Regions from separate parts of the Homo sapiens genome. Here all the other regions are linked to region 1. The links are chromatin contacts, found by Hi-C or POLR2A ChIA-PET in ENCODE. All regions are on one chromosome and are shown on one strand. Each heading gives the region's core, a stretch centred on a gene start or an enhancer-like site at or near the end of the contact. The rest is flanking DNA. Distances are from core to core; before and after follow the strand shown.

Region 1 (4,462 bases), core at 539-3,038:
TCCAAAAGAAAGCAGCTGGTACAGATGCCTGGAGGCAAAAAGAACAGGGCACACTCTGGGAAGCCGGAAAATATTCAATATACACTGAAAAAGAGGGAGTGGTGAGGGAAGGTGGAAACACAGGGCCAGATTCTGTAAGCCCTTGTAAGCTATGTTAAGAATTTTAGATCTTATCTTAAATACAAAGAGAAGCCATTGAAAGTCTCAGGGAAGAGACTGATCGGATTTGCATTTCAGAAAGCCCATCACATGTGAATGTGATGGGGAGAATGTACGCGGAGGAGGGGAGTTCAGGGTGGTGACAGGGACACTGGTTAGAGGGCTGCTGGTGAAGGCCCAGCCCTGGACAGTGGCAGGTGCCGCAGAAATAAGGCAACTGAGAGTTTGGTTATGACATTCTCTAGAATAAGGAACTCAAGATCACGAGGTCTGGGAGGGGCCAGAACACTGATGAATTCGGTTGAGCTCATTTGCTAGTGAGACCTCCGTGTGTAGATAAGCCAGGTAAGCAGGGGCAGTGAGTTTGGAGCTTGGGGTAAAATCAAGGCTGGAGACCCAGATTAGAGGGTTATCAGTTCATCAGCAGAATCTGAGTGGAGTGCACCAATCAGAATCCCCATGAGCCCCAATGCCTCAATACTGTTTCTGGAAGAACTTGCAGGAGAAAGGTATGATCTAGGCATTTCACATTAGGAACCAGCTGTGTGATCTCAGGCAAAAAAGTAAACCTCATTATTTCCAGTGATCCAAATTTTTAAATTAGGATTACACCACCTGTGTATCTGCCCACTGGAAGTTTGTGGGGATTAAATAAAGTAACGCAAATAAGTGAACCTTGGAAAAGTACACATTGCCATACAAATACCTGGTGGCACTAAAGTCAGGATTATTCAACCATGAGAATACTGAAAAAGCTGGATGGGGGAACCTCAAACTCTACATGTGAAAGTTGCTAGAAAATGGACACTATTCCACCATTAATAAAGATAAATAAAAGCCTAAAATAAGTAATAAATAACAATTATCCAAAGTAATCAGTGATCTCTCTGCAACTGAGCACATTAGTCATTATTTACTCCTACAGTCTTGACAGTTCACTGTGGATGGAAAAACTACAAAATCGAGTAGCTATCACTGCATGTCACATAAAGTAGATTTAAGGTCCCCAAAATATATGACTTAGAAATAAAAGTAAGAACATTCCCAAGAAACTGGTCTCTTTCACATTATGTGTGGTGCACAATTTCGTTATGTCTCGTAAGCTTGTTTCCCAGGCACCAGCTAGCTGCACCATACTATGAGCAATCTATCTCCATGTCATATTTTTGGCTGATGCCATTAATCACAGTGTTTCCTTGCTGACGAGACTCTGGGTCTGATCACTGAGAAAATAAAAGCTATGGGACGGAGGCTGGTGCATGACCTAATTACTCTCATCCCATTGGTCTCCATCCCCATGCCTCCTCATCCTTTCTGCCGAACACTAGCAAGCTGCTTTAAAGCCACTGCTTAGCTGTCTCTAGATGACTTGTTACAGCAGATGTTCTCAACCCCACATGTGCATTTTCCTTTTTTCTAATCACACTTTCTGTATGAATAGCATATTGTAATGCTTCTGTTTTTTCTGATCCAGAGGGGAAGAGTCTACGTCAAATTAGACCAGCTTTCTTTTCAACAAGCTTAGTAGCAGCGTAGGTGGATATTCTGAACCTCTTTCCTCCCCCTTCCTTGCTCTCCCACCCCCACCTTGCTGGAACTGCTAGCAGATGTTTCCTTTAGGTCTTTCTTCTTCAAGCCCCAGTTCTCTGACTTCCTGGGCTCTATTAACAAACCTCATTTCTTTCATCCACTTATCTCTGAATGCTTTGCACCTCTGACTCCCACAGGGTCAAGAATGCTGTCATTTCCCATCTCTGCCCAGTCTCCAGCAATTTCAGCGAATGAAGAAAACTCAAATGAGAAATAGCACTCAGTCCAGTTAGTCAGCTGCCATCACCAGGTCTGAGACTGTAGCTTTATATATCCTTCCTCCCTTCTAAGATGTTACTTATAACATTGGAGTTAATAACAAATTTGTTCATGGAACTGAATGTGTTCTTAATGAAAAAGAAAGGTTACCAATTGAATTCACTTTTAACTAACATTTAAAAAAATTTAGGAGAAGACAAGAGAGCCAGGGACTTTGGCTCTTGATTTTTCATCCCCTTGAATGAGCTGTCAAGCCACCTTAAATATGTTCTTTCATAGGTAGGACATAAGGAAATCAAACTAATTTTTCTGATTTACTCTGTGTATCTTCCCAACACAAGGTTTTTACTCATAAACAATCAGCATATCAAATGAAAATTTCTTATATTTAAATATTTTGTAATTTACATTGTTAAATTTTCTACTCAAAACTTGTAACTGTTTACTACATAACATTTCTTGGATTAGAAAATAATAACTGCCACCATCCACCCTTTTCAAAGACTACCAGTCCTGCACACATTTCGCCCTTCACACGGTACTAGGAGGAAAGGTATAACCCCAATAGTGTTTTTTTCACAGGTAAGATGCTTTGTGAATAATCATTAGCACCTAGGAAGGTGGTACTGCTTTGACATTCAGGAATCAGACATAGATAGGAAGCCCCGGCTCTGCTACTGGATAGCAGTTTGGCAACACAGGTGAAGATACTGAGCCTGTCTGGGTCTCTCCTTGGCTGTAAAATGGAAATCATAAAGCCTCCACATAGGTTAGACAAGAATGTTTGTGATAATGAATTCCAAATGTCTAGTAGGGACTGACACAAAATAAAAGCAATACAAAGTAGCGATTTTTACAATTGCCCCAGAATGAGAAGATTTAATTAGATCTAATTCAAAAGATAAGTAAGAATAAACAAAATCTATTTTCATTTCAGCTGAAAGTGGACTCACAGAGGGCTGTGTTCCAGTGGACATGTTATTCATTCCGTCTAAGCAGAAGGATTCCAACCTCACTTACTAACTAGCTGAAGAAACGTTTCCCTAGAGATTTCATTCCAAATGGTAGGTTCCTTAAGGCACACCTAAGCTAGCAGGCGATCTTTTTCTCCATGTCCATCTCATATATTCTAGGAATTAAAGTTCAAAATCTGTTTTTTAATGTTTAACATACCCTGTAAGGAGGAACACTATTTAAGGACAACAGATTATCTTGATTACTTCTATGCAATGTGTATACTGCTATTTTTTTTTTAAATCAAATAAGTAACTATCCTTTAAGGGGGAACAACCTACTACATAAATAAGAGCTTTCCAGGTAGAAAAATCAGACAAGTCAATGAATTATAACTTCATTCCACCCAAGCCTTCATGTATAGATCAGGAAAACACAGTATTTAGGAACGAAAGATCTTACTGAGCTTGAACACAGCACTACTTGTATTAGTGTACCCTAATGCATTAATAATGACAAGCAAAAAAATGTTTCTCTTTCCTTTACATGTCAAATTATTTTGATGTTATTTTATTTTATCTGCTCAACATTACATTTCTTTTTGTTCCCTGTAAAAATTATGTTTTTAAGATGGAAAAAGCCAGCAATGTGGCACATATGCTTATTGTTATAAAGGATTTTAGAACACTTAAAGATTTGAAAAAAGAGAAAAACTTGTCTCATTAGTTTGGGCCTTGTAATTAGAAATCTGTTACACTATAAAATGGGCTAAGCTTAAGTTTATTTGTACGTTACTTAAAAACTTTTTTTCCTTTGTTTGAGACAAGGTTGTGCTCTGTTGCCCGGGCTGGAGTGCAGTGGGGCAGTGATTCTCCCACCTCAGCCTCCTGATTAGCTGGGACTACAGGCACATGCCATCATGCCTGGCTAATTTTTGTAAGGATGGGGTTTTGCCATGTTGCCCAGGCTGGTCTCAAACTCCTGGACTCAAGCAATCCATCTGCCTCAGCCTCACAAAGTGCTGGGATTACAGTCATAAGCCACCATGCTCAGTCTTGTATATTACTTTCTTTAAATAGAAAATAACAAGCTGAGAATCACAAGAGAAAGACTCAAATGAAATAAGAGAAAAAGTATGTTAAAAGAATTCTAAATTCTTTCTAGTTTTATTTATGAGGTCCTTTGTGTCAATCACATTCCCTAGACAAACTTATTGTTCTCTGAACATGCTTAGTATTTTCTTACCTCTGTCTTTGCCCATGCTAGTCTATCTTTATAATGCCACCCCAATCCCCTCCCCACATCGCTACCTTTTGAAATTCTACCCTTCTTTTAAAAACCCAGCTCAAATTACACCTTCCCAATAGTCTCCCCTGATCTCTTCTCATACCAGAAATTCTCCCTCTCCCCAGAAGCCATATAGAAGGTAGACATAAAGCACCAGTACTTGGTGAAAAGTTTTAAGGGAGTGGTAACTTTATACAGCCAGTACTATCTACCTCATAACAGCTTCCGGAAATAGTTCTGGTATCTCAAATTT
Region 2 (4,592 bases), core at 1,479-3,978, 440 kb before region 1:
AACTTGTATTTCTCTGCTAAAATAAGAGCACTTTTTATCTTCCAAACTGGCAAAGATGAAAATCCCTTGATACCATTTTTGATTTGTTGTGGGACTGAGCAGCTCAGGTAATTCTAATAATCAGACAAGTTTGGGAAAGAATACCCCACACTCAGTGTTCTCAACATTGCCTGCTTTATTAGAATCCCTAATGACGCATTTGAAAATTAGCCATGCGCAGCCCCACTCCAGAGATTCTGTTCCTATTGGATTTTGTAAAGCTCCCCAGGTGATTGTAAGATGTAGCCAAGATTGAGACTCTGCTCAAAGTAATGCAAAAAGAATCACATGGAGATCTCACGTATATTTCATTATTCTTTGCCACTCCAACGGGAGGGATATTTGAGTTGCTTTCTTAGTGGAAGCGATGGATTCCCAAAGATTTATTTACTGTCCACCTCAAGCATCTTGTCATTTCTGAGACATTTGAGTAAATTTACTTTCAGTCATTTATTCATTCAACAAGTTATGTTGGGGAGTTTCTCTGCCAGGAACACTTCTGATGTTGGGATACAACAGGCAGTAAGACAGAGGTGTCTCCTGCCCATGAGGTATGTGATGAACCAAAGAGGACAGTAATTAAGTAATTGCAAGTAATTATACTGGAGCTGAGTCTTCAAGCAGCCTTCAGTGGTGTCCTGCTTTAACCGAGAAAGTTAAGTGGGATGGACTGTTCCCAAAGCATGCCACCTTTGTCTAAATTTCATGCAATATGCTTTTAAAAAAATTCTAAATCTATAAGGTTATTCCTTTTAACTTATTGTAAATCTACACTGATTTTATTAGAAGATTATTTTCTAGGCTACTCGGGTATTTCTTTCTAACTTGAATTAGCATTTCTCAACTTTCCTTGGGCTATTTTATTATAACTAGGCTGATTCTTCTTTATCTAAATTTTAGCTTGCAAAGTAATTGCACAGCCACAAGACCAGCTGACAAGGGCATTAATTTAGGATGAAATGTACAGGTGATATGATTCTGCAGAGAAGGTGGTGTCGTATCATAGGTGTAAAAGCACTGTATTATCAAACCAATTCCCTCTTGTCAGCATCAGTGAACAAAGGGTACATATGTGATCTTAGCTTCACATTGGGAATGGAAGAGTACCATTGACTTTGTCCATCACGGCCCTTACCAAAGCATTACATGTAATGATCAGAGCACAATTCAAGCAAATGAAGTTTTTCTGACAATCCAACACATTCTAAGTTTTTTCTGTGGTCATAATGTTCATTTCAACCAAACGTACCATATGACTAATACCTTACTCCTGCAGGAAGTAAGCAGTAATGTAGAATAGATATAGTTGTATCTGGCCTTCTGTAAGTAGCCCTACTTGAATAGTCAGAAAGAGGACCTAGTATTTAGAATAAGAGTACATTTTTGGACTCTTCTCCACCTCCCAAATTGAAGTTTATTGATGAATATAATCCTGGCATAACATATACAGGAAAATACAAAATTTATTCTTCACTGTCTATGCATTGACAGAAAGTCAGTATTTCTGAGGACTGAGGTCAGGTACCAGCTGAATCACCCAGATACTTAATGTAACCTAAGATTCTCATTGGAAACAAGCTATGGTGATTTTGCTTGTGGGAGGAGCATTCGGTCCAATTGTCATAGGTGACTAAGGACCTGATGAGACACAACGGAAATGGCTGGTCAGCTTTTGCAGAATCTGATAAGATAGCATCAAGACCAAAGCAGATGTTTTCAAAACAGTAGAGTTCTCCAAGGCATTGAAGCGTGGTTGACAGGTTATGTCTTGCACAAATGAACCAGACAGAAGGACAAGTGGGTGATGGAATCCAACCCACAACCCTCTTATGAAGCTATGTCTCCTAGGGTGAGACACCAAGGTTGCTTTATTTCATTGGATCCATTCCTAACCTCCAAAGAATTATTTTCCTCTCTGAGCCTTGAACAATAGCTTTGTTCATCACCAATGAAGCAGACATCTCATGACTGCTTACATGTCTGTGTTTTCTTTTAGCTTGTGAGTTTTTGAGAACAAAGGACCAGGAATCACCTTGACAAATGGGTTCTTGGTGAATGGGTTTTTGATGAAATGACCTGGAGGTGGAATTATCTCTTTCAACTTTGGATTCCCAATACTCAGCACAGTGTGTGGCATATAGCAGACCCTCCATAAGTGTTGGTAGAATTGAAAAACAGATACTTTTTTCTGTTTATAAAAGTAACACACTTTCATACTTGTTGTAAAAAAAATCAAAATACCAAATATAGAGGGAAAAAACAAATTTACCTTTTTTATCACATAAACTAATATGCGATTCAGTACATCAGTTCTGGAAACAAAAAAATAACAATGGCAATAATGACAACACATAAAAGTCTGTGAAATTTTGCCTGCGAGGGTAGGAACATACCTTCCCACTGCTTCAACAATACATTATGTGGCTGCTGAGCTGAACTGAAAGCAGAACTCCATCCTCTTCAACGTTTGTAATTGCTGTCTCTCCACTCCAAAGGCAGCCCCCAGCTCTGCAGCCCGTAAAGAAGCATGATCTACAGCAGTAGCCCTATGGCAAGTGAAATGATTTGGTAGGAGAGCCCCAGTGCTTTGATTATAGACAAAAGTGACGTCACTTTTGATAGGAGGTGTCATGATGGTGTTGTCACTTGAAGTGACTTCATATTTCTAATAAGTGCTCAGCTGAAAAATATGCAGAGAATGGAAAACACAAGTTATGCAACTGAGAGTTGTGACTTCCTGTTAAACTTAACGGAGGAGGTGAGAATAGAACAGTAAGAAAAACGATACTGAAATGCTTATTTTTAAATATATCGTTTCTTCTTTTGCTTTCACCACTATTCTATACTGCACACAAAATGTACCACAGTATCCATTTATTATATACCATATGCATAAGGAAAATAATATTTTAGATATGCAAGGAACCTTAATAATAATATGTATGCAACAAATAACCAGCAAAATTTATTTTTAGGGACATTCTATTGATTTATGGTCTCATTACCGTGATTTTGGCAAGACTTCAGGCTATAAATTTTATGCCTTGGCCAACTTTAAAATTATTTTAGCAGTTGAGTATTGAATACTATAACACTTAAGGATTGAGCTTTTCATTACGTTCACTGAAAATTATTCCTGTCTCTACCACAATTCAGGTAGATACACTAAGTCTAAAAAGTTACCTAAGTTGTAAAACAATTATGGCCCAGATTAAATTATAACAGCAGCTTCCTGTATATCACATCTTAGATCAGACCACAGTTTTCTTCAGAAACAATGTATTTTAAACATCAGATTTGATCAGCCATAAACTCTAGGGGAACCTCCTGTCTGTGGTGGTTGAGCAGAAGGGAGAGGCATATCAAAAATGATACATATGAAAACATGTTCTTTATATAAATCACTTTCTCTATTTCTGTAACATTTCTGTAATGTTCTCTGCTACTCTTGGGAGTACTCCCTGTACAAAAAGTGTACTTTTAAAAAATAAGGAATTTTCACAGATTTTCTTTATACTGGTTTCCGTAATTATTTTTTCTCTATCCTATTTCCCTGCTCCTTTTGATGAAACTCCAACTCGGAACACTCTCTAAATTTCATCTTTAACCTTTTTAATCTTTCTTCCGCATGATGACAAAAGACAAATTTGGCCCTAATGGTACCTAATTGCCTTCTTACATCTCCCTGTGAAGCCAAAAGTTTCCTTGAATCTCTTAAACCAATTCAGCCTTCTTCAAGTTTGACTACCTTGTATAAGTTTCTGAGCATATTTATATCCAATGCTGTTTCATTCTGTCAAATTCAGCACTTTTCCTTCTCTTCAATCCAATAAATTTGAAAAAGTGCTTTCTCCTGTGTCCCAAGCTCTGAACTATAACCCTGTTGGAGCTCTCAAGATCAAAGGAACAACTGTAATATAGGTACTAAGAGACAAGTTCAGATGCAAAGAAGGAAAAAATAGGAGAGATAATGCTTGTTCGGTGTGATTACTCACAGCAGTGAGATCAGTGCCTGGCAATAATTGCTGTTCAGTACAAATTTGTGGAACAAATGAATGAGTGGCACCAGTAATGTCTGCCAGCACTGGCTGTAATTGTATGGGCAGGATCTTCATAAGCAAAGGTGTGAGCAGGTGTTACAAGTGGGCAACACCATGTAGGCAAAGACACAGAGGCAGGAAAGCAATGAGACATGGGGAGCTTAGACCAGCACAACTGATGGGCCCACTTGCCCTACTCGTGTGAGTATTCCCAGATGGGCAAGAACAGCAGAGAGCTATGGGAATGCCCTTCCTGCTAGGGAGCAAAGTGAACTGGTAGTACAGTGCAGGGCTAAAAGATTCTTTTTCTTAATATATTTGCTCTATTATAGGACTGAACGTTGTATGTTTAATTCTGAGTCACAGAATAATTATTGCTTTCAAGAAATTATCCTGAATTTTCCTTCTGTAGTTTGTCCAAAGAGCTCTAGACTTGAAGACAGAGCGTCATTGTTCTGCTTCCACATCTACCATTTGTAACTGGGCGACCTTCCCCTCCCTAGGCTTCAGTGT
Region 3 (4,459 bases), core at 1,229-3,728, 500 kb after region 1:
TTGATAAGAAAGGGCTGAGTCCAGCGAATTCATTAGTTCAAGCAAAATCTACTGAAGGCCAACTAGATTTCCAGCCATTATCGTACTTGGCACTTTCAATACTTTGAATTTTAACAACCACCCTGAAAGGCAGATGTTACCTCATTTTATTGATACTGAAGTTTCTCAAGGTCACAAAGCTAATAGGTATCAGGGCCAGACTCCAAAACCAGCCTCCAAAAATCCAGGACCATTCCTACTGTGCCACAGGTTTCTAGAGGTACCACGGTCACAGTAAAAGGACTTGTCCTATCTATTATCAGTGACTTGAATGTCTGGTGAATAAACTCAGCAAATGTGTAGGTGACACAAAACTGAAAAGTAGAATTAACATGATGAATGACATAAGATTAAAACGTCTATCTAACAAACTGCAAACCATACAGAGGCTTTAAGTAATACAAGCCAAGAGAAAAAAGAAATTCAGATTCAAGAAATGCTTAACTGCATAATTTAAAAATTAATAAAGCCTACCTTTATTTTTGTCTCCTTTGCTTGACAGCAAAGCACACGGGGTATGGAGGTGAGGTTTTTAGTCAACTTCTGAGTATTTACTACAAATGCCAATTAAGCAATAGATTATTTTATTTGAAGATGGCAGCTCATTGCACCCTGCACTGTTTGGGTTAAACTGACTTATTGAATTCAATTTTGGGCTAAGGATCTTTAGCACAGAGAGGGGTCTTAGGTAAGGAAGGAAACATAAAAACTAGTATTTATTGAAGATAACTAACATTTACTGACTCCTAGGCACCTCTACTAAGTACTTTATTAATATTATTAATTTAATCCTCACAGTAACCCTAGGGTTAGACAAAGTATATTATTCCCATTTTACAGATGAGAAACTGAGGCTCAGGGATCTGAAAGGCTGTCAAGCAAAGGAGACAAAAATATTATTTTGTATCACTTTAGACCTTTCATTTCTTAACTATTTTTGGGTCATGGACCCTTTTCAGACTGACTAAAGTTTCAGATCCTTTTTGCAGAAAAATCTTGTTTCTAAGTTCACAGTTGGAGCGCTATTGGCCAGGTAGGACTAATGAGAAACAGGTACTGCTTCCTAAGTGATTGTCAGTTCAGCGTAAACAAGGCCTTGCTAACAACAGAAAAGGAGGAACCCGTCAAAATGTAATGAGCTTCCTGTCACTGAAGTGTTCAATCAAAATGTGGCTGGCCTGTCAGGAGTGCTACAGAGGAGATAATAAAATGGATTGGAGGTTGGTCTACAATTTTAAAGCATCCTTTTGTTACAACATTGTGTGGACCTAAATAAGTAATGATTATAATTTTTGTTTAATGGCAAAACAAAATTAAAAACTGAAATTATTCTTCCAGACCATTCTGCTTGAAAGCAGAATGCCTAAATAATGTTATTTGCCATCTATTTATGATAGCCATGTTAGGTGTTTGAAAACAGCCTCATCCAAAGGGAAAAAGGAATAGCCAACTGTTGATCTTGGTTTGATTTATACTTTGTCATAATAAAAGTAGATTCCCTATTCCTCCGAATTCTTATCTAAAAATTTCCCTGAGAGAGCTGCCACATACACTAGATCCTAAAAAGATGGTCTTTGATAAGAACATTTACTAGTTTACAATTTTATGTTAACCTAATTCCCTAAAGGATAGGGGAAGGGCTGGTGTCAGACCAGAGACAAGAGAGACAACTCCAATTGTTCCGCTTTGCTTCTTTGACCCCTTAACTCATGGCTAAAGGATCTTACCCGTCTACTCCTCTTAATTTCTTATTTGCATCATTTCACCTCAATATTCAGCCTCCCACAGCTCCAAAGAGCACGAGAGCTAATACTTTGCTCATGATATGCCATTCAGAGCACAAGCCTGACAGCTTGGCATATCAATGCAATGTTCACGGGCAAATCTCTTACCTGAAAATCTTCACTCACTCTTCAGGTAGGCAGCAGGGTGGAATTGCAACTCATAATGAGATACCTTTCACTGGGAAGCCCAGAACAAAATTGAAGGGGTAGGGGCTAACTCTTCTCGATTAGGGGACGGAGATGTGAGGCTCTATCCACGGCAGCTGGCTGAGAACGGTCTCGTTTAATTAAAGCCTCCTGTAACTCATGGGTTTCTGCCATTGAAAAATCTAAAAGGCACAGCTGACAAGCAAAGACCGACAGACACCCGCCCTTCACCAGTCACCCACCTCCCAGATGTTCACTTACACAACACGTTGCCCGGCAGCTGCGCGCCCATGGCACGTCCGGACAGCCGTGGGGTCCCGGAGGCAGCCTGCGCTCAGGCCCGGGGCGGGTCTCCGAAGCTCCCGGAGCAGCCCTGTCGTGGGAGGGGGGCTTGCTGGCGTCTGGGCGGGCGGCAGCTGAGGCCGGGCGGGGGCAAAGTGCAGTCCAGCTGCCAGGGCAGCGGCGCCGCCTTCTCGCCGGCGCCCGGCTCAGCCAAGTGGCAGCATGTGGAGGACGGGGCGTCCTTCGGCGGCGCCCGGGCTCCCGGCCCCTCCTCCTGCCGTCGCCGCCGCGCCCGCCGCGCGCTCCTCGCGGGTTCGCGGCCCGCACCTGGCCTCCAGATGGCCGCCCAAGGGCGCTCGGCTCCAGGGCGCGCCCTCTGGGAGCGACCCACGAACTTCGGGTGGCAGAGGGTTGCCTCGATACTTCCTCAGGCGCAGGGTCCGAGGCAGGGGCGGGCGGAGCGGAGCTGGGCTGCCAGCCGGTTGGTCTGGGCCACCGCCCTCACGCCCCCCGCAACTACCAAGCAGCTGCCGGCGCCGCAGCGGGAACAGACCCGCAAAGGTCAATGAAAGCAGAAGCCAGCGAGGCATCGCAGAGGTCAATGAAAGTAAGAGCCAGCGAGGCATTTCGCTGGCCCTGCCCCTGGTCTCGGCCCCCTGGGCTGCGAACTCTCCTGAGCTCCGCCCTGGTGAGAGGGGGCGCTGCCCTCCAAGGCCTCTCCCCCGCGGGGCCTGCCTTGGGACAACAGGTGCTGGGCCGGGGCACTGAGCCCGCCTGCAGGGGGCCCCGCAGCCTGGCCGCGGCCTTCCCAGCTAAGGGTTCTGCGCTTGGGCCGGGCAGAGCTGCCAGACCTGCTTTGACCTGAAACCCCACTCTCGCAGAGCTAGGCCAGGGATTCCGCCCTTCCCACCTCGTTTGCACCATGAGTATGCAGAGCAAAAGTGTTGGAAGTACTTAAACATTTAAAGGACATATCCATTTTATACTTTTCCATACAGAAATACTCAAGAACATTTTCCAAGCGTGTTTCTCTTTCAAACAAAGTATCTCTAAAGGCCATTTTCTCACTCTTTAAAGCATTGAATACCACTGCCTCAAAACATGGCCATTATTGAGTTACACTTCCCCGCACAGTCCATGTGATGCCTGCATCTGCCCAGCATGATTTCTAGCAATAGTAAAAGTCCCAAGAGAACTACAAAAGAACCATTATTTTCCTTGTGTTCTACAACGGATTAGTCAATGCGAAATTCATGCTTGAAGGGACCTTAGTGATAATTTTGACTCCACATTACAGATGAGGACACAGAGGCCCAGAGTTCAGCAGTACAACGAAAGAGAGTGGAACTTAAAAAACTAACAATCTATAAACTGAGACTTAGCTCTTTGAAGGTACATTATAGTAAAAAATAAACCTAGATTGCAGAAGAGTTGAGAAGTTTAAGTTACACAAAAATCTATCCCAGAATCTCAGATTTTAAATGAATCAAGCATTCTTATTTTTATCCAGGCTTAAATTAGCTAAGGTTATATACAAACCCAGTGGCCCAGAAATGTAATTTTTCTTCATGCTAGTATGATTAATGGGATTGGAGTTGGTACATCCTGACAATCATAGAATGTAAGTATACCTATATTAATTGATTTTTCTGATAAGTATCATTTTTTTTTTCTTTTTTTTGAGATGGAGTCTTGCTCTTGTCGCCCAGGCTGGAGTGCAATGGCGCAATCTTGGCTCACTGCAACCCCCACCTCCCAGGTTCAAGCGATTCTCCTGCCTCAGCTCCTGAGTGGCTGAGATTACAGGCGCCTGCCACCATGCCAGGCTAATTTTTGTATTTTTAGTAGAGACAGGGTTTCACCATGTTTGCCAGGCTGATCCCGAACCCCAGACCTCAGGTGATCCATCCGCCTTGGCTTCCCAAAGTGCTGGGATTACAGGTGTGAGCCACCGCACCCAGCCAGTATCAATTTTAATGTATACAAATTGATTATACTTACATAAAACAAATTATTCAGTTCTACATATTTCAGGCACACCATGCTAAATAATTATGCTCAAATGCAAGGTTCCACTTTTAGGCCTAGTTCTTCACTTAAGTTATGTAATTTTCTTGTGCTCTTCCTTCCCCAGCTTTAAACTTCTATCAACCTAGTGCTGGAATCATCCTTAGGAGACCCCTGGGTTCCACACTGAGGGGATGGCG

What was found. Hi-C counts contacts between places; a loop is a spot of excess contacts on that map. ChIA-PET counts read pairs that join two places held with the same protein, here RNA polymerase II (POLR2A). Pooled maps may share reads with other maps.
Region 2: a pooled map shows a loop between it and region 1 (11-fold over the local background). The contact joins two enhancer-like sites. A Hi-C loop is called at or near these places in 2 of 37 single-sample maps with no recorded cell type and 7 of 50 pooled maps.
Region 3: a loop to region 1 is called in a map with no recorded cell type, with 4 times the contacts of the local background. The contact joins the promoter of AKAP19 here to the enhancer-like site in region 1. A Hi-C loop is called at or near these places in 6 of 37 single-sample maps with no recorded cell type and 4 of 50 pooled maps. POLR2A ChIA-PET finds 5 or more read pairs at or near these places in 1 of 52 experiments (activated T-cell).

The regions. Positions count from the first base shown.
Region 1 is chr2:190,675,962-190,680,423 of GRCh38, reverse strand. All of the region lies in intron 6 of NAB1 (NGFI-A binding protein 1), which reads right to left. Among named protein-coding and RNA genes, the nearest start is that of NAB1, 29 kb to the right of the region's middle. RefSeq lists an enhancer at 1,637-1,686. Within about 2 kb of position 1,788, at least 4 of the 41 ENCODE cell types and tissues checked have a DNase peak (open chromatin) inside an H3K27ac peak, as active enhancers do.
Region 2 is chr2:191,112,712-191,117,303 of GRCh38, reverse strand. All of the region lies in intron 3 of STAT4 (signal transducer and activator of transcription 4), which reads left to right. Among named protein-coding and RNA genes, the nearest start is that of STAT4, 36 kb to the left of the region's middle. Within about 2 kb of position 2,728, at least 5 of the 41 ENCODE cell types and tissues checked have a DNase peak (open chromatin) inside an H3K27ac peak, as active enhancers do.
Region 3 is chr2:190,178,882-190,183,340 of GRCh38, reverse strand. AKAP19 (A-kinase anchoring protein 19) reads right to left here and starts at 2,478. Exons shown (of 2, transcript NM_001042519.2): 1 at 2,232-2,478. RefSeq lists an enhancer at 1,725-2,524 and silencers at 2,303-2,752, 3,023-3,122.